Linked DNA regions of Mus musculus: all the other regions are linked to region 1. Evidence: chromatin loops called from intact Hi-C (ENCODE). Cell type or tissue: heart. All regions are shown on one strand. Region 1 holds the start of Gga3 (golgi associated, gamma adaptin ear containing, ARF binding protein 3). Region 2 has its middle 1.8 kb from the start of Sumo2. Region 3 overlaps Kctd2 (potassium channel tetramerisation domain containing 2).

The links. Hi-C counts contacts between places; a loop is a spot of excess contacts. Peaks named below come from ENCODE experiments on the same cell type or tissue, not always from the same donor. Only the 100,000 strongest peaks of a DNase experiment are listed, where the experiment ranks them.
Region 2: a loop joins it to region 1, with 2.2 times the contacts of the local background. A loop is called at or near these places in 3 of 42 quality-filtered maps.
Region 3: it touches region 1 in a loop (2.6-fold over the local background); 3 of 42 quality-filtered maps call a loop at or near these places.

Annotation. Positions count from the first base shown.
Region 1 is chr11:115,602,348-115,604,847 of GRCm38, reverse strand. Gga3 (golgi associated, gamma adaptin ear containing, ARF binding protein 3) reads left to right here and starts at 932. Exons shown (of 17, transcript NM_173048.3): 1 at 932-1,020. The coding sequence starts at 981. Mrps7 (mitchondrial ribosomal protein S7) reads right to left here and starts at 708. Exons shown (of 5, transcript NM_025305.3): 1 at 605-708; 2 at 1-127. The coding sequence starts at 687. In heart, a CTCF peak has its summit at 1,085; DNase peaks (open chromatin) are centred at 977 and 2,151; H3K4me3 peaks cover 2,347 bases; H3K27ac peaks cover 2,058 bases.
Region 2 is chr11:115,536,821-115,539,320 of GRCm38, reverse strand. No RefSeq gene overlaps it. Among named protein-coding and RNA genes, the nearest start is that of Sumo2, 1.8 kb to the right of the region's middle. In heart, a CTCF peak has its summit at 995 (motif pointing right); no DNase peak of the experiment used is centred here; H3K4me3 peaks cover 190 bases; H3K27ac peaks cover 433 bases.
Region 3 is chr11:115,426,821-115,429,320 of GRCm38, reverse strand. Kctd2 (potassium channel tetramerisation domain containing 2) reads right to left here. Exons shown (of 6, transcript NM_183285.3): 4 at 1,793-1,888; 5 at 1-41. Among named protein-coding and RNA genes, the nearest start is that of Kctd2, 7.9 kb to the right of the region's middle. In heart, a CTCF peak has its summit at 1,260 (motif pointing left); a DNase peak (open chromatin) is centred at 1,210; H3K4me3 peaks cover 456 bases; H3K27ac peaks cover 1,398 bases.

The DNA of each region.
Region 1 (2,500 bases):
TTTCTTGAGCTCCTGGTCATACTTCTCCTCTTCGGTGAGTTCCGCCACCGGCTTGCGGTAATATTCCTTGTCAATCAAGGGCTCCCGGAATTCGGGGGCATAGCGGCTCCCCCTCACCTGTGTGAGCCTGGGAGTGGGGCGAGGAGGAAGCAGACAGAACCCTACGGGTGAATCTGTGACTCCACAAAAGTGAACAAGCTTGACTTAACAGTAAGCCGCAAGTGCCATCACGCTGACGAGGGACGGTGGCGCTGGGACCGCCTGCTAACCTGACAGCAGTTCTGACCCTTGTCCCAAGAGGTAGGCAGCCCCCACCCCGAAACTGGCCACTGTTCCGTCGCAAGCCAGTTCTCCGATCTCTAGCAGGGCCGCACTCTCGGCTCCGGGTAGAACCGATCTAGGTCATCCCGGCCTGTCAGGCATAGGACAGGGTACTAAGCCCCCAAACCGGCCCGTTTAATGGCTGGAGTCAGCCATCTCGGCGCCCCGAGTTAGTGCCCTCCCGCGCCAGAACTCAGCGCAGCTCGCCTGCGGCTTCTTTCCTTTCCCCAGGTCCTCCCGTGAAGGTCCGAGCGGCGGTCCCGGCTACGCGCTGCCTTCTCACCCTGGAAGGTTCCAGACGGCGCACCTCACTCCCAGGGCCAGCCCGGACCAGCGAAGCGGAGCGCGCAGCGCGGGGGCAGCCATCTTGGCCGCTGTCAGGACCTCGGAGGGCTGCCCACAGCGCGCCTGCGTGAGTGAGCGACAGGACACGGATGAGAGCCTGCGCACTTTCCTCGGGCGTGGGTTTCCCTTCAGAGGTTCCCTCTGAGGAAGAAGCGAAGACACATCCTCGCCCTCGCGGCCTCCGACGCGGTCCGGCGCGCCCGTGGACCGCAGCCCTCGGCGCGCTCAGGCCCCCATGCGGGCCCCGCCCCCGCCCTGCTCGCGCAGAACCTCGCGAGGCTTGAGGGCGCAGGGCCGGACCGGGCGGCTGCAATATGGCGGAGGCGGAAGGGGAGAGCCTGGAGTCCTGGCTGAGTGAGTATCCGGGGCCGCCTCTACCTGACCTCCAACCACGGGCCTGCCTCCTCCCTCCCTGCGCCATCCCCTCCGCCGCGGCGGCCCGCGGCAGTCCACACCCGGCGTCGCCTCGCGGCGAGCATCCGGCGCTCACACCCCTTGCGAGCAGCGGCCCTTCCCCGCCGCGCGTCCTCAGGCTCCCGCGGGTGACACCTGCAGCGCGAGATCCTGCAGGCCCGGAAAGCGACACCCGGGCGCCTTGGGCTGACAGGCGGGCGTCGTGGGGAGGTTGAGGTGGGGCTGCACCCAGCCTGTGCTCTGGGACCGGGCATTGGACAGGTCCCTCGGGGAGGGTTGAGCGGTGCCACGCCGCACACACAACACAGCTGGCAGCTTCCAGAGTGGGACCATCCTCAGTGAGGATGCTGGAAGTGAGAATTCATTTCCAAAGCGCGACTACAGGGAACAATATACCACGAAGCGTGCTAAATATGTACTGAAGGAACACACATGCGCGCACACACACACACATATATGCACGCACTCATTTTAACGAGATAACCCGCTCTTGAGTAACTCAAAAAACAATGACTGCTGCTATATCGACGTGTTGCTATCTTTACTAATTTGTACATTGCTCCAAAGGAATAAGGTTTAACGTTAGCGGACAGTTCATCCAGGTTATTTAGTAAGGGTTAATAAGGCTGGTTAATCACGCCTTATCAAGGGTCAATAAATTAACTTTACTAAGGGCTAGCCCCGGGAGAGCCTCTGAAATGGAGACGAATCAGGTAAGACGTCTTTGTAGAGCCCTGAGCTGGAAATCCTTTACGGAATACAGTTGTCTCTTTGATGTCTTGAGTGTTGTTCCTAGAGGCATGGCCTTCCTTAAGAACTACTGTTCAGGAGATTGAAATTAGCTTTAAGGGAAGCTACATCCCAAAAGAAAAGTAAGATCACAGTTGCAGTGTCTGATGTTTGCGGGCAGGGCATAGAGCCATCTCCCTATATGTGACAGTTCTCTGGGGAGTGTACAGTGCTGGATTACAGGCATTGGCTAAAATCATTTACCCAAGGATCCCAGTGTCCAGTCAGCTGTGTATAGACCAGGCTGGCCTCGAACTCACTGAGATCCTCCTGCCCCTGCCTCCCCAGTGCTAGGATTAAAGGTGTGCACCACCACGCCCAGCTCCCCTTCTTGAAAGATGAAAATAATTGGAATTGTAGACCCAGTATCTCACTTAATGAAACAGGTTCTGTGGCCACAATTCAAAGAGGACATTCTGCCTCCACTCAGACCGTTTTCCTGGAACCGTGTGACTGGGTAATAGCCAGAGCAGAATTGATTCACCACACAGACGGTAACAGGAAAAATGGAGTAGTATAAATGACCTAAGCTGCGCTAAGCAGGGTTGACTTAGGTGTTTTGTCTTTGTGAGACAGAGTCTCAGGACGCCAAGGCTGGCCTTAAACGCCTGCTCTTTCTGCTCTATCTAGA
Region 2 (2,500 bases), 66 kb after region 1:
GCAGTCGGGCGCTCTTACCCACTGAGCCATCTCACCAGCCCTCAAGACAGGGTTTTGTTTCTGTAGTTGGTTAGGTAGTTGGTTAACCTGCTCTAATCTCCCTGGCGGCTGGTGGCAGGAGTTCCTTGCTTCTGGCCTAATGTGTGGATTCTTGAATGAAAGACACAGACATACACACACACACACACACATGTATGTAGCCTTATATTTAATACAACTTAATCCCTCAATGGCCGGGCTATTCCCAAACTTCCAAGTTGCTACCCCCATACTCCTGAATTATTAAGATCTATATTCCATCTTTGCTACCCTAGACTCAATGGGGGGGCACCCCTGGGGCCCCTCTTTCCAAGTGCTTAGATGGTTGTATGCTTTCCCTTCAGGGGCTCTCCAGCCTGGATCTCACCCCCCTCCCCGCCATGGCGATTCTGAGATTCTGTCTCTTTGTCTGTCCCCTGGGAATCCTAAAGAGTTCCTCTCACCTCTGTCTCTCTCCCCAGCCATTTGCTGCTGGCAAGTTTATTCACCAATCAGAACCAGCTGGAGGCAGGGTCCCTTGGTGTCTCACATGCTGGATTCTCATTCCATGTTGGGAACCCATAATGCAAGCATTAATACAAATCAGTGACAGGGTCTCTCTGTGTAGTCCTGGCTGTCCTTGAACTCAGACATCCACCCATCACTGCTCCCTGAGGGCTGGGATTGAAGGCCTGTGAGGCACCACTGCCCGGCAAAATGAAGTATTTTAGTTAATTAGGATTTACTAAGGTTGATGTGCATCAGGGACATAGGCTTAGAGCTATTTAGAAGCCATAGCTTTGGGGGCTGGAGAGATGGCTCAGTGGTAAAGATTACTGACTGCTCTTCCAGAGGTCCTGAGTTCAATTCCCAGCAACTACATGGTGGCTTTGTGTCTGAAGCTACAGTGTATTCATAAGCATTCATCTTTCTTAAGATTTATTTATTATTATATCTAAGTACATTGTAGCTGTCTTCAGATGCACCAGAAGAGGGCGTCAGATCTCATTATGGATGGTTGTGAGCCACCATGTGGTTGTTGGGACTTGATTTAAAAAAAAAAAGTCACAGCTTTGGGGCTGGTGAGATGCTTCCTTGTTAGAAAGTCTGATAAGCTGACTTTAGTCCCTAGAACCAACAAAATGGAAGAAAAGACCAAAGCCTACAAGTTACCCTCTGACCTCCAGATGGGCACACAAAGACAGGGTCTCACTGTGTAGCCTTGGCTGTCAGCCTATCTGGAATACGCAAATACACACAGATCTGTTTATCTTGCTTTCCTAGTGTAGGGATTAAAATGACTTGTGTCACTAGGCCCCGCCCAAAAGAAGGAATTTTTCTTTTTCTTTTATTTATTTATTCATTTATTTATTTATTTATTTTTGGTTTTTCGAGACAGGGTTTCTCTGTGTTGCCCTGTCTGTCTTCTTTTTAATTTTTATCTTTTTGTTTTTGTTTCTCAAAACAGGGTTTCTTTGTGTAGCCCTGGCTTTTCTGGAACTCAGTCTGTAGACCTGTCCGGCCTAGAGCACAGAGACCCACCTGCCTCTGCCTCCCTAGTGCTGGGATTAAACACCTATGCCACCACAGACATGCAAGGAGGATTAAAAAAAAAGTTAGAAAAGGAGAGTTTAGAAAGTAGATGATATTGGAAGGGATTCATACGTCCCTGTAGAGGAAATATAGTAATTTTTAAAAGTCTATACTAGCTGCAGTGGTGGCACATGCCTTTAATCCCAGCACTTGGGAGGCAGAGGCAGGGGGATTTCTGAATTTGAGGCCAGGCTGGTCTACAGAGTGAGTTCTAGGACAGCCAATGCTATACAGAGAAACCCTGTCTCGAAAAACCAAAAAAAAAAAAAAAAAAAACAAAAAAACAAAAAAACCCAAAAACCAGAAAAAGTCTGTACTAAAACTCAAAGAAACAATTAAAATAAAGTTTAATAAAGAAAAAAAGATTAAGGTGTGCTACCACTGGCCTAAGGTGACAGAAAAAAAAAGCCTGTTTTGTGCAGAGTCGAAGGGAGTTGAGTAGGGGTGAGAAACGGGACGTATTACTGGTTTCAGCAAAGGTGACCTTGTGGAGAGTTCTAGTGGAGCTAAGAGGACAACAACAGATTGCAGTGGATTGAGGAGTGAGTGGGAGTTGAGGGGGTGGAGCAGCTGGCATGGGCATTTTTTCAAGCTGTTTGGTCGAGAAGAAGCACTATGGTGGTAATGTAATCGTGGTATTTCCCCCCTCTGTGGGAACACAGTAGTAGAAGAAAATACAGGGGTACAGGAAATAAAAACACCAAGTGAGAGCCACAGGGTGGCATGCACAGCAGAGGGCAGGATTTTCTTCAAATGCGAGGATCCTACTCCTACTTTGTACTGGATTAAGGGACGAAATGATTGATGGGCCCGTGAGCTTCAGGTTGGGTCGGCTCCCCTGATGGACTGTGTTCTCTGGAAGTTGGGAGGCAGGCCACAAGCAAGGAAT
Region 3 (2,500 bases), 180 kb after region 1:
TCTTCATTTCCATAGTTATAGGAAGAGCCAATGCTGATTAACTGACAAAACACAAAGATGGTGGATGACTCTGCAACCATACAGACAGGACCTAAGAACACTCAAGGGCAAAACAAACAAACAAACAAACACCCCCCCCCCACAAAACCAAATCAAACCACAAAACCCAAACCAAACCAAACCAACTTCCTTGCCACAGAACCCTCCCCTCCCTCAACTGGACTTTGTAGCTTTATCCTTCAGAGAATAAACATTCTCTGAGGTAGGATTAAACGGATCTCCAATCTAGGGAGGAGAAGCCAATCATGAGGAAGACGGGTCTGAGTTCTATCCTCTCCCCCTCACCCAAGCACTCGACACCATCCCAAAGGCATCAGGAGCGTCAGTAATGTAGTCACTGCCTGTGTCCACTGAGGTACGCCACCAAGCAAATGAGCCCTCCTCAGCCCCACCTGCTCCCACTCGTACTTTCTCTAGACAAGAGACTGAACACAGAGACGTGGCAGTACCAAGAGAACCACTCTGTGGCCACCAAAAGTCACAAGCCATGGTATTCTTAACCTTCTTGGAGACACAATCCAGCATTGAACTCTAAAGTGGAAGTGCACACAGAGGAGGCCGGCAGAGAGCGAGTGTAGCCTCGTAAGCACTCACAGCCTCAAGCCGGGTCCTCCTGTCGCAAGGCTGGGGTGCCCCACACTCCCCTTTCTCATCTACACCTTGGAGACAATAAGAATAGACTTCACTCTCCCTTAGGACATCTCCACTTCAGGACTAGAAGCACAGCTCATTAGCAGGGCACGTGCCTGGACTGCATGAGGCCACAGGTTCAAACCCCAGGACTGCGATAACATAAAAGTCACATTAAAAACCATCTATCACCTTCACAAAGAAAAGCCACGCATCTATTTTTACTTTAATTTTTTACATGTAATTTATAAAAATAACTTCTGCTTCAGATTATGCTCCAGGAAAAACAGCCGTGACTATAAACGTTGTGCAGCATTTGGCCACCCACAGCTGACTGGGAACGAGGGACCCATGTGACAGTGGGACTGATCCTGAAGGGAGAGAGGGACCTCTCTCTCTAGCTATAAAGTGACAGCCTTGATACAAGCTGTGGCTTTTGTTCCTTCAGTGACCTTCTGGTGCCAGGTCAGCTGGCTCTGCAGCGCCACGTAAACGCAGTCACCTCCAGACAAAAGCTCACTCCCTTCACGCAGGCTCCCGCCCCAGGGCTGAGGCAACAGGAGATGCACTAGGCTGCCACCTAATGGAAGGAAGTGGTAAATCCAGATTCTCAGGGGCTTTCTGTTCAAATGACCCCCATTCTAAGCACAAGGCATAGGAAGGGAAAGAGAATGCTGGGAAATGACCCTGCACACTCGTGTGTCTGATCCCCCACAGCACACTGCGATGCACACACCCAGAATTATACGGCTCCTGTTGAAGCCAGCCTTCTTTAGGACTAACAGAATGGCAGAGCACTTCTGACAGGAAATCTCTGAGGCAGAGACAAGCAAAAGGAGGCGCTTCTGAGTCTTTCATGACATACCGGCACTGCCAAGTTCCGATTCCGGATGTGAAGCCAGAAAAGCCTCGGTCCTCTTCCCAGCCCTCCCCAGCCGCCTGCCCGGCACAGCACTGAGCGAGCAATGCACACCAAGGAGCTCTTTTCTTTGAATGAAAATAGGGTCACACACCTCACTCACCCCCACCTCGGGGCTACTGCCTGGCTGGTTGTGACTCCCTGAGATGACATGCTGGGGTTGCTTCTCTTTGAGCAACATACCTGTTCAAATTTCCAGCCATCAGACATAGTGGAGACCATCTGCGTGAGCTCTTCCTCTTGACACTGCAGGACCCTGTACACGTGCTTCACGGGGCCCTGCAACAACAGGCCGACTAGGTCAGCAGCGTGGGGGCCCCCAGCAGGACCCACCGCCCACAGTTGCCTGGGAGTAGGTTCTCAGACCACCCACTACCTCACTCTCCAAACAGCACCATGGGGTGCAGGAAAGCTCACCAGCTACAAGAACAGAAAGCAAGGCAACGGACAGCTCGTGTGACAATAGGAAAGTCACTTTTTATATGTTACTTAGATGCTAAAATACGCAATGTAATTTTGGTGCTCCAGACTAAATATAAATGGTTATGGAAATTACCTTTTGGAAAAGCTATTTTTATTTATGTGTATGTATGTGTATGGCATGTGTTTGTGGGTGTCCGTAGAAGACCTATGAAGATGTAGGACTCCCTGGAGCTGAAGTTACAGGTGGCTGTAAGACACTCAACACAGGTCCTTAGCCAGTCCAGCAGGGACTCTTACCTGCTGAGCCAGCTGTTCAGCCTCATACTGTCTTCTTTTTGAGACAGGGTCTCACTATGTAGTCCTAGCTGTCCGGGAACTCATTATGTAGAACACATTGGCCTTGAACTCAAGATTCATCTTCCTCTGCCTCCCAAGCACTGGGCTAACAGCATGCACTATCACACCTGG